2 separate regions of the Homo sapiens genome follow, and region 2 is linked to region 1. A link is a contact called in ENCODE Hi-C or POLR2A ChIA-PET data. All regions are on one chromosome and are shown on one strand. Each heading gives the region's core, a stretch centred on a gene start or an enhancer-like site at or near the end of the contact. The rest is flanking DNA. Distances are from core to core; before and after follow the strand shown.

Region 1 (7,097 bases), core at 1,753-4,252:
CACTGCAGCCTCTGCCTCCTGGATATCAAGCGATTCTCCTGCCTCAGCCTCCCCAGTAGCTGGGATTACAGACGCCCGCCACCACGCCCGGATTTTTTTTCTTTTTTGAGATGGGGTCTCACTCTGTCGCCAGGCTGGGGTGCAATGGCGCAATCTCAGCTCACTGCAATATCCGCCTCCTGGGTTCAAGCGATTCTCCTGCCTCAGCCTCCCAAGTAGCTGAGACTACAGATGCATGCCACCACGTCTGGATAATTTTTTGTATTTTTAGTAGAGACGGGGTTTCACCTTGTTAGCCAGGATGGCCTCGATCTCCTGACCTCGTGATCCGCCCGCCTCGGCCTCCCAAAGTGCTGGGATTACAGGCGTGAGCCCCCGCGTCCGGCCAATTTTTGTATTTTTAGTAGAGACGGGGTTTCACCATATTGGTCAGGCTGGTCTCGAACTCCTGACCTCAAGTGATCCGCTCACCTCGCCTCCCAAAGCGCTGGGATTACAGGCGTGAGCCACCACGCCCGGCCCTGTTTGACATTTTAATATCTATGAAACCCATCATGATGGGTCCAACAGGATGGATCCTACACAGTTGGTCCTGATGTTTTTATTTTCTTAGTGGTACACATAATAATGGCAAGTCTTACAAGCAACGATATCTAAGATTTGAAGGAATTCAGTGGCAAAAAATTTGGAGGAACATAGAAATAATAGTGTGAGTTAACTGACTGCTCATTTTAAAAGATGAAACCAAGGCTTAGTAAATCCAAGAAAGGGAAATACAAGCTTAGTATTATTTTCGAGTTGTATAACTAAATATCCAAAGAAATAAAAACAAAAAGGGATAAATGTGATTGCCTCCGGAAAGAGGTAGTGCAGTTATCGTTTTTCGCTACAAACCAGTCTATACTATTTTATTCTTACCACGTGCACATGCTTTTTTATGAACCGAAAACATATGATAGGAGGGATAAGTAAAAATACACAAAATCTCAGAGACTTCGGACAGGGACATTCACGCAGATACAGACAGAAAGACATCCAGGGGCAAAGGGTGTCAAAGTGAGAATAAGGTACCTCCAGAAATTTCAGCTGGCAGTGCTAATGGCGACCATGAATTTCAGACCCAAATTTTGCAAATCTCTAAAGCATGACATCAACACTTGTTGCCTACTGATGACAGGCCATTTTGCTTATCAGAAAGTCAAAATAAGGCCAGCAAAGGTCTGCAAATGTATCCTTGTGCACTGGAATGAAAACTCGCACTCGCTTAGGTGAATTACAAACTCTCCTTCGCTCAAACACTCAGCATTTACACAGCACCCTGTCACCTGCCCTGGTCTACTATCTGCACAGTGGTCGACTAAGGGGTACTAAGCACAGTCTCTACCCGAAAGCCTGACTATACTACGAGGAGGCAAAAGCTGGGGACAGAGGGCCGCTGCCTGAGGGGTAGGAGAACCGCAATTCTAAGAACGGTAGCCGTGACATGCACAAACCCAGCTTTCCTTCCCTGCGCAGAACCACCCGAGGGACCGCACCATCCCCGCTGGGACAGGACACATTTCCCCAGAGAAAGCTAACCAGCTAGCAAACCTAACTTGCCCGGGGCTGGCTGGAGGCGCACGGATCAAGCTCCGCCTCTCTCTCCCGCCTAAAGCAGGCGTAGAATCTTCGCAAAACGTCACAGGGCCAAGACTGAGCGCGCCAAAGCGGGACCCACCCCCAGGAGACGCGGATGCTGCGGGAAGGTCCCTCCCCTTCCTCTCTCTGCCCGCGCGAAGCTCATTCATTCTAGAGGCGGGCTGCCAGTCCTCCCCGGCCGCCCATCCCGGCACTGCAAATCCGCTAGACGCTTTGTCTCGCGCCGGCCGGAAACTGGGGCGCGCACGCGAGCGCGCGCTCGCGCTCCAGCTCCCCGCACCTGGGGCCTGAGGGGCCGCCTCTCCGCGCCGGCTCCCCGGATTCGAGTGCGAAAGCGGGAGCTCCTTCTCGGCAGTCCCAGGCGCGCACTTACCACGTCCCAGCGGGTATCCAAAATCTAGAAATGGGCATCACGGCCCCCCAGCGCTACAGCTCGAGCCCCCTCCGCGACCCCTGCTCCGCTATGAACTCTAGATTCTTTCTCCTTTCCGGAGACCGAGACCCTGTTCCTTCAGAAGGACGCGTGCATCCTGGCCTCTGCTCCCTCCCCACGGCAGAACCCGGTGAGCTGGTCGCCGCGGTTGCGCCCCCGCCCCTCCTTGGCGCTAACGCGGCCGCCAGCTAGCACTCACTTGAGGAGCAGCTGGTCGTGTTCCGCCTTGCACTTGCCCAGCTCGATCTGCAGCTTGGCGCGCTCGCGGGCCGTGTCGTCGAGCGCGCGTCGCGCGTCGGCCAGCTCGGTCTCGTAGAGCGCCTTGAGGCCGGTGAGCTCACGGCCGCGCACCTCCTCGCGCTCCGTCACCTGCAGCTGCAGCGCGCTGTTCTCCGTCTCCAGGCTGCGCACCTTGTCGATGTACACCGCCAGCCGGTCATTGAGCTCGCGCAGCTCCTCCTTCTCCTGGAGCCGCGACAGGCGCGTGGGGCTCAGCGGCGTGGTGGGGCCGCCAGCGCGGCTGCCCATCCGCGGCGGCACGGGGGTCGCAGTCGCCATGGCGGGCGGCGGAGACAGCGGGGCGGCGAGGCCGCGAGCGGGACCGTGATAAGGAGGGGACGGCAGGGGGCGAAGCGGGGACCGAAGGCACAAACCGGCGACCTGCGCTCACGTCCAGACGCTGGCGTTTAGAGGAACGGAGAAGCACCTGGGATGGCGGGAGCTCGATTACAGCACAAAGGGCAAAGGCGCGCGGGGGGGAACTACGAATCAATCGATCGATCGCGAAATACCCTTTGTAAGAAAACACACACACCCACTCACACACGCACGCGGGAAAATGCAAGACGAGGGTGACTGGAGGCCCAGCAGGGTTCGCGCCGCCGCCGTCTCCTGCTCGCAGCACTTTGTTTCCTCTCAGGCTGCACGGAGCGGCGGGCGGGGGGAGGAGGGCCGGGAGGGGCGGGCTGGAGGCAAGCCGCGGGGGGCGGAGGTGGCGCGGGCCGCGGCGCCGCACTCCCCAACATGGCCGGCACGCCCCGGCGCCTCCACGTGACTACCATGGGCCAATGGGGAGCAGGCAGCGCGCTTCGGCGGTTCGGGGGCCGGGCCTGTAAATTTAAAATCTGGCCCTTGGGCAACCGTCAGCTCGGCCCTCCCGGCTGGGCGGTTCCCGGACCAGGCTCAGGGCTGTAAGGAAGGACGCCTGGGACTGCCCACCCGCGCGGCTCTGGGCCCAGGGCCCTCCCGCCGCCCCGCGGGGACCCCTTGGAGGGGCCGGGCCTGAGAAAGGCGGGAAGGAGCCCGGAGGTTTCCGGGACGGATCTGCGCCACCGCCCACACTCGGCGGTTCAGGGAAATTCAAATATAAACGTCCCTAAAAGCCACACGCGAAACTCAGAGTGTCCCCGGCCACCGCGGGCGTGGTAACCTTATCCCCCGCTCCGCTGGAGGGCTCGGGAAACGGCCTGGAGGCCGGGACGCTGTGGAATTACGTAATAGGCACTTGAGTCCGAGGTTCCAAATGCACGGCTTGCAGGTTCCAAGTACCAGCCTTTATTTTTCTCTCCGGTGGAAAACTGTATCAGGCAACTTCTTTCCATGAAAGTGAGATCTGTGCGTCTTGAAGCCGATAGATTATCACAGAAAAACCAGCAACCCTGATTTTAAATCATTTGCCAACAGTGTTAATGGGCGGTTCCTAATCCGTTTCTTAATTTAAGGGTTTGTAAAATCAAAAAACAGCTCAGAAATGATACGATTAACATATGACGGTGAGTAACTACGAGAGCAAGCTGTTTCATACTCCGTTAAAATCAGGTACATAAAAATCTGAACTTGTGAAAATTTAAGATGAAATAATTTTTTGCTTTTAAAAAGAGGCTCCCAAGATGTCACTGGCAGCTACTTCTATTAGAAAGCACATTCATCCCTTTGAAAAGTTCCTAATTTTTAGCTAACATTTATTGGGACTGAGTGCCAGCACCAGGCTTTTCATGGATTACCCATCCACACAATCTCCGTGTGATGTGGGAAACTGGATTGTTTCTATTTGAAAATTCATCCGGGCGGGCGCGGTGGCTCACGCCTATAATCCCAACACTTTGGGAGGCCGAGTGGGGGAGGATCACCTGAGCTCAGGAGTTCAAGACCAGCCTGACCAACATGGTGAAACCCCGTCTCTACAAAAATACAAAAATTAGCCGGGCATGATGGCGGGTGCCTGTAATCTCAGCTACTTGGAAGGCTGAGGTGGGAGAATCCCTTGAACCCGGAAAGGGGAAGTTGCAGTGAGCCGAGATGGCACCATTACACTCCAGCCTGGGTGACAGGGAGACCCCGTCTCAAAAAAGAAAGAAAGAAACCATCCATTTTATAGATTCACTGTCTGAAGGCTGCTCCGCAGGACTGCGTTTGACAGGTCCCAGGATTCTAATTGACTCGAGTCTGGCCCTTAGCTATACCCTAGATGACCACCTTACCACCTATTAGGAACGCTTCTGTAATTAATGGTTACTTACTTTTAAAATGGCAGAAATGGAGACCAGGATATTCTTTAACTGTTAATCAAGTCATGTACATAAGAATTAGTGAAGAGCACTGGGAGCTGCATATTCATCCCAGATGAATTTTTGGCACTCTGTGAATGATGACATTCTCCTTATTAATGGTTCTATTTCCTGTCCGGTTTCCTAAAATACTTCCTTGCTTTTTGGGGGGTGGGGGGGTGGGGGGGAGGATGGCAGGGAGACGGAGTCTTGCTCTGTCGCCCAGGCTGGAGTGCAATGGCACAATCTCAGCTCACTGCAACTTCCACCTCCCGGGTTCAAGCGATTCTCCTGCCTCAGCCTCCTGAGTAGCTGGGACCAACGCCACCATACCCGGCTAATTTTTTGTATTTTAGTAGAGACTGGGCTTCACCGTGTTGCCCAGGCTGGCCTCGAACTCCTGATCTCAGGCAATCCGCCCGCCTCGGCCTCCCAAAGTGCTAGAATTACAGGCGTGAGCCACCGCGCCTGGCCATGAAATACTTCCTTTCTTAACCTCATTGAGAAATAAAGAATCGAAAAGCTTAGACTTTAAGTATTCAAGTAATCTTAAAGGGAACTTTAAAATCTAAATTACTGATGAGAAAACCGGCCGGGTGTGGTGGCTCAGCCTGTAATCCCAGCACTTTGGGAGGCCGAGGTGGGCAGATCACTTGAGGTCGGGAGTTCCAGACCAGCCTGTCAACATAGTGAAACCCCGCCTCTACTGAAAATACAAAAATTAGCGGGGTGTGGTGGCGCGCGCCTGTAGTCCCAGCTACTCCGGAGGCTGAGGCAGGAGGCAGGAGAATCGCTTGAACCTCAGAGGCAGAGGTTGCAGTGAGCTGAGATTGCGACACTGCCTAGGCGTCAAAGCAAGACCCTATCTGCAAAAAAATAAAAAAAATTTTTTAAAGTTAAATAAAATAAATTACCGATGAGGAAATTAGACCAAAAGAAGGTGAGTGCTGGGTCCCAGGCTGTGGAACCAGGATTGGAATGTAAATCTGCTTGTTCTCACTTGGTTGTGAGACCCTTTCCACTACGACAGGTGATATAGTCAATCCATATGGTTTTATGGTTTTCATTCCTTGCTCCCCTTTACCTGTCTTTTAAAAATACTTGGTTGGGAGGCCGAGGCGGGCGGATCACGAGGTCAAGAGATGGAGACCATCCTGGCCAACATAGTGAAACCCCGTCTCTACTAAAACTACAAAAAAAAAAAAAAAAAAAAATAGCTGGGCGTGGTGGCACGTGCCTGTAGTCCCAGCTACTCGAGAGGCTGAGGCAGGCGAATGGCTTGAACCCGGGAAGCGGAGGTTGTCGTGAGCCGAGATCGCGCCACTGCACTCCAGCCTGGCGACAGAGCGAGACTCCGTCTCAAAAAAAAAAAAAAAAAATTGTCAGTTTTCTTTTAAAATTATTTCCTGTCCATTTTTTAAGTTTTAAGATTATATGTGATTCCAGCAATGATCTCTATTGCTCTCAACCCCATGAAGCTTTGTTTTTTGTTTTTGTTTTTGTTTTTTTTTTGAGACAGAGTTTCGTTCTTCTTGCCCAAGCTGGAGTGCAGTGGCGCGATGTCAGCTCACCACAACCTCCATCTCCTACCTCCTGGAGGGTTCAAGCGATTCTCCTACCTCAGCCTCCCGAGTAGCTGGGATTACAGGCCTGCGCCACCACACCGGGCTAATTTTGTATTTTTAGTAGAGACGAGGTTTCATCATGTTGGTCGGGCTGGTCTCCAACTCCTGACCTCGTGATCCACCAGCCTCAGCCTCCCAAAATGCTGGGATCGTAGGCGTGAGCCACCACGCCCGGCCTGAAGCTTTCTATTGATAGAGTTCCTCAATTTTCAGATTATTTGAAGAGGCTCACATTATACATATCCTATTATATAAAACAACTTTCTTGGAGTCAGACAATTGAGGATGTGCTACTGATAGCTGTATAACTTTAAGAAAATTATTCCGTGATTTCCTTCAAGGAAAATGGAAATGGAGCCGGGCACAGTGGCTCACGCCTGTAATCTCAGCACTTTGGGAGGCTGAGGCGGGCGGATGACGAGGTGAAGAGATCGAGACCATCCTGGCCAACACGGCGAAACCCCGTCTCTACTAAACATACAAAAAAGTTAACTGGGCATGGTGGTGCGCGCCTGTAGTCCCAGCTACTCAGGAGGCTGAGGCAGGAGAATCTCTTGAACCCAGGAGACAGAGGTTGCAGTGAGCCGAGATCGCGTCACTGCACTCCAGCCTGGCGACACAGCGAGACTCCGTCTCAAAAACAAAACAAAACAAAAAAACACATGCCGGGCTCGGTGGCTCATGCCTGTAATCCCAGCACTTTGGGAGGCTAAGGCAGGTGGATCACCTGAGGTCGGGAGTTCGAGACCAGCCTGACCAACATGGAGAAACCCCGTCTCTACTAAAAATACAAAATTAGCTGGGCGTGGTGGCGCATGCCTGTAATCCCAGCTACTTGGGAGGCTGAGGCAGGAG
Region 2 (7,097 bases), core at 1,995-4,494, 4.5 Mb before region 1:
CAAGCAATCCTCTCACCTCAGCCTCCCATGTAGCTGGGACTAAAGCGCACACCACCATAGGCAACCTCTATTATCATTTAAAAAAACTATTCTTTTACTTTGATTATAAAAGGAATATATGATCATTGTAAAAAGTGTGGAAAATATAGAAACATTTTTAAATTGGGGGCTGGGCCCAGTAGCTTACATCTGTAATCACAGTGCTTTAGGAGGCTAAGGCACAGGATTGCTTGAGCCCAGGAGTTCACAACCAACCTGGGCAACAGAGCAAGACCCTATCTCTACCAAAAAAAATTTTTAAATTAGCTGGGCATGATGACATGTGCCTGTAGTCCTAACTACTCAGGAGGCTGAGGTGCGAGGCTTACTTGAGCCCTGGAGTTCGAGGTTACACCAAGTATGATCACACTACTGCACTCCATCCTGGGCAACAGAGGAGACTAAGAAAATTAAAAATAAAGAAATTAATAACCATCCCCCAAAACCAGGTACACTGAACAGTTGTACACGTACAATTTTGTATCCTACTTTAGCACTCTAACAATTGTTTTCCTTTGAAATCCTTTACAATGAATTACTAATAAAAGATATATGCAGATGTACCTAATTTAACGACTCTTTTTTGTTAAAAATTAAGGTAATTTTCAATTTTTTAAAATTATAACTAATGCTTCACTGAATACTTTTGGATAAAAAGCTTTCTGAAGGATAAATGTGTTATATCCATGCAATGGGACATTATTCAGCCATTAAAAGGAATGAAGTACTGATACATACCACAACATGGATAAACCTTGAACATATTATGCTAAGTGAAAGAAGCCAATTACAAAAGGCCACATATTTCCTACACGGCTGATGGAAACGTAAAACTATGCAGCCACTTTAGAAAACAGACTAGCAGTTCTGCAAAATATTAAACACAGAGTTACCATACAACCCAGCAACTCTACTCCTAGGTATATATACCCAAGATAAATTAAAACAAATCCATGCAAAAACTTGTACATGAATGTTCATATTTATAGCAGCATTATTCATAACTGAAATGTGCAAACAACCCAACGTCCATTCACTGATAAATGGACAAATAAAATACTGTATAAGCATTCAACAGAATAATATTCAGCCATAAAAGAGAATGATGGGCCTGGCGCAGTGGCTCACACCTGTAATCCCAGCACTTTGGCAGGCCGAGATGGGCGGATCACCTGAGGTCGGGAGTTCAAGACCAGCCTGAACAACATGGAGAAACCTCGTCTCCATTAAAAATACAAAATTAGCCAGGCATGGTGGCACAGGCCTGCAATCCCAGTTACTTGGGAGGCTGAGGCAGGAGAATCACTTGAACCCAGGAGGCAGAGGTTGCAGTGGGCCGAGATCACACCACTGCACTCCAGCCTGGATAACAAGAGCGAAACTCCATCTCAAAAAAAAAAAAGAGAATGATGTACTGATACATGCTATATGAATAAATCTTGAAACATTATGCTAAATGAAAAAAGCCAGACACAAAAGGTCACATATCGCATGATTCCACTTACATTAAATGTCCAAAGAGGCAAATCTAGAAAGAGAAAATATGTAAACGGCTATCAGAGGATGTGGGGAGGGAAGAACAGAAATGACTACTCATTTTGTTTTGGGGTGATGAAAATATAAAATTAGTAGCAACGGTTGTACAACACTGACTTATGTAAAAAAGGTGATTTTGGCCAGGCGCAGTGGCTCATGCCTGTAATCCCAGCACTTTGGGAGGCCAAGGCGGGCAGATCACCTGAGGTCAGGAGTTCGAGACCAGCCTGAACAACATGGAGAAACCCCATCTCTACTAAAAATACAAAATTAGCCAGGCATGGTGGCACATGCCTGTAATCCCATCTACTCGGGAGGCTGAGGCAGGAGAATCGCTTGAACCCGGGAGGTGGAGGCTGCGGTGAGCCGAGACTGCACCACTGCACTCCAGCCTGGGCAACAAGAGTGAACCTCCATCTTAAAAAAAAAAAAAAAGGGCCAGGTGCAGTGGCTCACACTTGTAATCCCAGGACTTTGGGAGGCCAAGGCAGGCGCATCACGAGGTCAGGAGATCAAGACCATCCTGGCTAATATGGTGAAACCCCGTCTCTACTAAAAATACAAAAACATTAGCCAGGCATGGTGGCGGGCACCTGTAGTCCCAGCTACTCGGGAGGCTGAGGCAGGAGAATGGCATGAACCCGGGAGGCGGAGCTTGCAGTGAGCCGAGATCGCGCCACTGCACTCCAGCCTAGGTGACAGAGCAAGATTCCATCTCAATAATAATAATTTTAAAAAGGTGATTTTTTATGTGAATTATCTCAATTAGGGTGTCATTAAGGAAGGAAAATAACCTCCTCTCCCCCCAAAGAAGAAAAAAAAAGGTTACTTCCTTAGAATAATCTCTCAGAAGTGGAAATACACACAAATATGCCAAAGCGCTTTTGAAACAGGTTCCAGATTTATACTACCTCCAACAACATATTTAGTACCTGTGTCATCACTGTACTCAGGTCTGAACAAGCACCATTCCTTAAACCTTAAATCTGATAAGAGAAACTTGCTATTGTTTATTACTTTAAAAATGAACACTTTCTCCCCATATCTTAATCATAAACTTTTCAAATGGTCAGTTCTTAGCCTTTAAAAGTGACTTCTCTATGTATATAACACAAATGTTTCGATTTCTCAGGAAATGTAGAAATGGACTTTCTTACAATTTTGGTCAGCAATAATTAACTCATCCTAACTCAGTTCTATTTCAGCTTTTAACCTTAAAACTTTCCTTTAAGTCACATATTTTTAAAACAGTCCGAAAAACTACTCTCCTCCTTAGACAGGGAAATTAAAATTTCCCTGAAAGATCACTACCTGGGTTATACATGTTTCTAGTTTCCTGATGGCACTTAACTTTCAAGTGAAATGTCCAAGTGGCTCCCAAGACATTTTAAAACGATATGGTATTGTTGAAAGGAAATTAAACATTTATTAACATCTTATTCTACAAGCCAAATGCTTTATGTGCATTACTTCATTTAATCCTAACAAATGTATTACTCTCACTTAACTGAAAAGGAAAATGAAAATCACCAACGGTAAGAACTTGCCACGCAGCAAATATGCAGCAAAGTTAGAGATCAAATCGAGGTGTGTCTAAATTTCAAAGTCCATATTCTTTCTGCCACTTTACAATGCTTTCCAAGCTAAATGACTATGGAAAATCAGGCAAGACTTTGAATACTTGTTCTGCCACTTACTGTGTGACTAATTTCTAAACTTCTTCAGAGTAGAGTTTACAAAAACAAGGTCACTGTTCACAAAATAAATCTTAAAAGAGGAGGCTAAAAATTCACTGTGAGATGAAACTTTCTTTAAATACTATTTTTTCAACAGCAAAATGTATGGAATAATTCTAAACACTTTTCTAGAATTTGTTTCAAGATTCACTTTACCTTCCAACAGAGGCACTTGCATATCCACTCACAAACATGTAATGTAGATAAAAAACACTTCTTTAGGGGCTGTCAAGTCTCTTCTGTAGACCACAAATGCATCATTTCTCAGTAGAAAAGGCCACATCAACTACATTGCTCTTTACTCTTCTTTACCACATGAGAAATGTTTTCAGCAACATATACACCATTCAGGAAGTAGCACAAGGGGGTAAGAGAAAAAGCTACTGAAGAGAAAAAGACTGGAGGAGCTTGTGAGCAAGCAGTGATACAACACAGAAAGGACGAGGTTAAGAACAATAAAAATGAAGGCAAGACATCAGCGGTCTACTCTACCCCAGGTAATGGATATCACTGTGATCAAGGAAAAATCCTTAAAGGATCTTTGATTTGCTTTTACAATTGCTATTTAACGACCCAAACAACCACTTGACAAATTTGGAACTGGTGATTTCCAAAGAATGCAATATACCAATATATATGAGCAATTCTTCCACAAGGATTTTTCACATTCATAAAACAAAAATCAAAGGAAACATTAACATAAGAATTCTTACATGCTAAAATTTTTCCAAGAACTATTTCACTCCTCATTCTCACACATAAAAAGGGTAGCAATATCTAATAAAATTGTCATACTACAGATAGATGAAGGCCTTCAATAAAACACAGTTTTCTTCCAAAATTATTTTACTATTAAAGGATCAGTCGGACTTGGACAGACTAAAAAATATAAACTTATCTACAGGCTCATATTTTACCCTAGGGCTATTATTAAAATAATTCTGCTGTACATAGAATCCTGAATGGTTTTCATCAGCTAGTATAAAACAATCAGGCTATTGTGCAATGGTAAGAGGGCTCTTAAGAAAAAAATTACTGCTGAAAGTAATTCTTTTCTCCAGTTGACTTACCACATTCTACTCTCTATAAACACCATTGTTTTTAATCACAACTTTACCTACAGCTTTATCCTCGTCAAACAGAATTTTCACTTTCCAATATGACCCTTTCAAACTGAAGTAATAAAAAGTAATACTTTTATGATAATATTCGTTAAAGTGAAATGTCAGAGTCTATGTAAGATTTTGTGAAAAAACATATATTCATATTGAGGTATCTGGAAGGATGTTCATCAAAACATGACCACTGACTAGTTATTATATTTTAGGGTGGTAGGATTAAAACTTTTTCCTTAGCTTGTATATACTTTCTGATGTTCTACATTAAATACAGTTTGTGTGTGTGCATAAAAGAGAATAATTTCAGTTAAAGGGTAAGAAATGTAGACCCCATATTTTAATTCAGTAGCACCAGTTCAAATCCAGTTATTCAGAATTAACAAAGCAACTGTTGCTCAAAAAATGCCAATAAACTCCCGAGCCAACTAAGTTCAATTTTTCTTTGAGACAGGGTCTTGCTCTGTCATCCAGGCTGGAGTGCAGTGGTGTGAGCTCAGCTCACTGAAGCCTTGACATCCTAGGCTCAAGCAACCTCCCACCTCAGCCCCCAAGGAGCTGGGGTCATAAACACACTCATGCCCAGCTAATTTTTGTATTTTTTATAGAGATAGGGTTTCACCCTGTTGCCTGGGCTGATCTCGAACTCCTGTACTCAAGCAATCGCCCACCTCAGCCTCCCAAAGTGCCGGGATTACAAGCGTGAGCCAACCACTGTGCCCAGTCTCAGAGTTCAATTTTTAAACAATAATTTTTCTCCAGTCAGAAAATGCTGCCTGTAACTTTGTGTCTCTTTAAAGAACTGGGGGAGAAGGTAGAGGGAGAGTGTGGAAAACGGACTGGAATGTCCAGGTGACCACAGGAAAGGTAACAGGAAAAAACTTGAGAAAACAAGACAACACCATTTCATTGATTTGTAAAAGAAATCACAGAGTAGAAGAAAGTAAATTATCAGAGAAAGTAAGCAAGCACTTAAAGGGTAATAAGTAAAAGCAGAAAAAAAAGTTAAAAAAAATTGAACTCAGGAGTATTTATGTAAATTATTCTGAAAGGGGGGGGGGGAGGGCTGAGAAAATGCTATATAACAAACTGAATCAGTTCTGCTTTCTTGACCAGAAAAGTAACGCCTTTCAATAATCTTATTTAGCATAAGCAGTAAAACCAAGAACACTCTGTCAGAGGATCTGAAGATCTTTTGTGCCTGCTTTGGAATGAACTATTAGATACACAGTTAAACAATATACAAACATATAAATAGCACATTTTATGCAATAAATGAATCTAGAAGTAATCATCAGATGTAAAGAGAACATAACTTTGAAAAAGAAGGTAAAAGCACTGATATAACTCCACTGACCACCATAAAGAAATTTCTTTAAACCAAAATAAGTAATTCTACTAGACTAAACCATAAGAAATTGCCAATATTCACCAGGTGTGGTGGCTTACGCCTGTAATCCCAGAGCTTTGGGAGATCGAGGCATGCGCATCACTTGAGGTTGGGAGTTCAAGACCAGTCTGGCCAACATGATGAAACCCTGTTTCTACTAAAAATACAAAAATTAGTCGGGCGTGGTGGTGCACACCTGTAGTCTCACCTACTCGGGAGGCTGAGGCAGGAGAATCACTTGAACCTAGGAGGCAGAGGTTGCAGTGAGCCAAGACCAAGCCACTGCACTCTAGCCTGGGCAACAAACAGACTCTGTCTTTAAAAAAAAAAAAGAAGGGAGGGGAGAAGAGAGGAGAGGGGAGAGGAGAGGGGAGGGGAGGGGGAGGGGAGGGGAGGGGGGAGGGGAGGGGAGAGGAAAGGAAAGGAACTGCCAATATTCAAGCATTTTTTTTGTCTATAAAAACAACAATTTCATATGGTCCCACTGCCAGTGGTCTGCTGATAAATATTTGACCACCTCTTTGAGAAAAGGGCCCCTGATTTGTAGCTTCTGCAGTCTGCCATGCTGTAAATGTCCCACCATGGCCAGTTTCAAGCTACTAACATGATGTCACACATGGAGCTGGAGAGAGAGGCACAATCAGCTAACCAGTTCCAGCACAACACTGGCTCCACTTAACTACTCTGATCTAAGAATCATCACAACAGTTCCTAAATTTTCTCATCCTTTTCTAAAACAGGCTTTTATCGGAATAATCCAGTTTCTTTTCTAGGTTAGGAGAAATAGGCTTTTGACATTTTAAATTATTAATACACTAAAATCACTCACAAGGAAGAATAGGCCAGGCGCAGTGGCACACATCTGTAATCCCAGCACTTTGGGAGGCCCAGGCGGGATCTCCCAAATGTGGATCACATTCTCAACTAGCCTAGCCAACAAGGAGAAACCCCATCTCTACTAAAAATAAAAAATTGGCTAGCGTGGTGGCACACACCTGGAATCCCAGCTACTTGGGTGGCTGAGGCACAAGAATTGATAGGACCAAAGGCTGCAGTGAGTCCTGATCATGCCACTGAACTCCAGCCTGGGAGACAGAGCAAGACTCCATTTCAAAAAAAAAGTGGGGGGAATAGATGAAATTGGTACCTGGCTTTATCCTCTCAACACTTTTTTTTACTGAACACCTTTTGGTGCCAGTATTGTTTCGGGCATTGTAGACAGCAAGGAATAAGACAAAGGAAGTCCCTACTGTCATAAAAATTAATTTTAAAAAACACATA

The links. A loop is a pair of places that touch in the nucleus more often than their neighbours do. ChIA-PET counts read pairs that join two places held with the same protein, here RNA polymerase II (POLR2A). Pooled maps may share reads with other maps.
Region 2: a loop to region 1 is called in a map with no recorded cell type, with 7 times the contacts of the local background. The contact joins the enhancer-like site here to the promoter of LMNB1 in region 1. A Hi-C loop is called at or near these places in 1 of 37 single-sample maps with no recorded cell type and 1 of 50 pooled maps. POLR2A ChIA-PET finds 5 or more read pairs at or near these places in 1 of 52 experiments (MCF 10A).

Annotation. Positions count from the first base shown.
Region 1 is chr5:126,773,041-126,780,137 of GRCh38, reverse strand. LMNB1 (lamin B1) reads right to left here and starts at 3,002. Exons shown (of 11, transcript NM_005573.4): 1 at 2,271-3,002. The coding sequence starts at 2,629. It overlaps LMNB1-DT (LMNB1 divergent transcript), which reads left to right and starts at 3,652. Exons shown (of 4, transcript NR_134485.1): 1 at 3,652-3,843. RefSeq lists enhancers at 1-32, 1,336-1,425, 2,441-3,241 and silencers at 1,916-2,025, 2,236-2,285, 2,596-2,675, 2,876-3,525, 4,176-4,225.
Region 2 is chr5:131,277,843-131,284,939 of GRCh38, reverse strand. The region is part of intron 1 of CDC42SE2 (CDC42 small effector 2); the gene reads right to left. Among named protein-coding and RNA genes, the nearest start is that of CDC42SE2, 17 kb to the right of the region's middle. Within about 2 kb of position 3,244, at least 6 of the 41 ENCODE cell types and tissues checked have a DNase peak (open chromatin) inside an H3K27ac peak, as active enhancers do.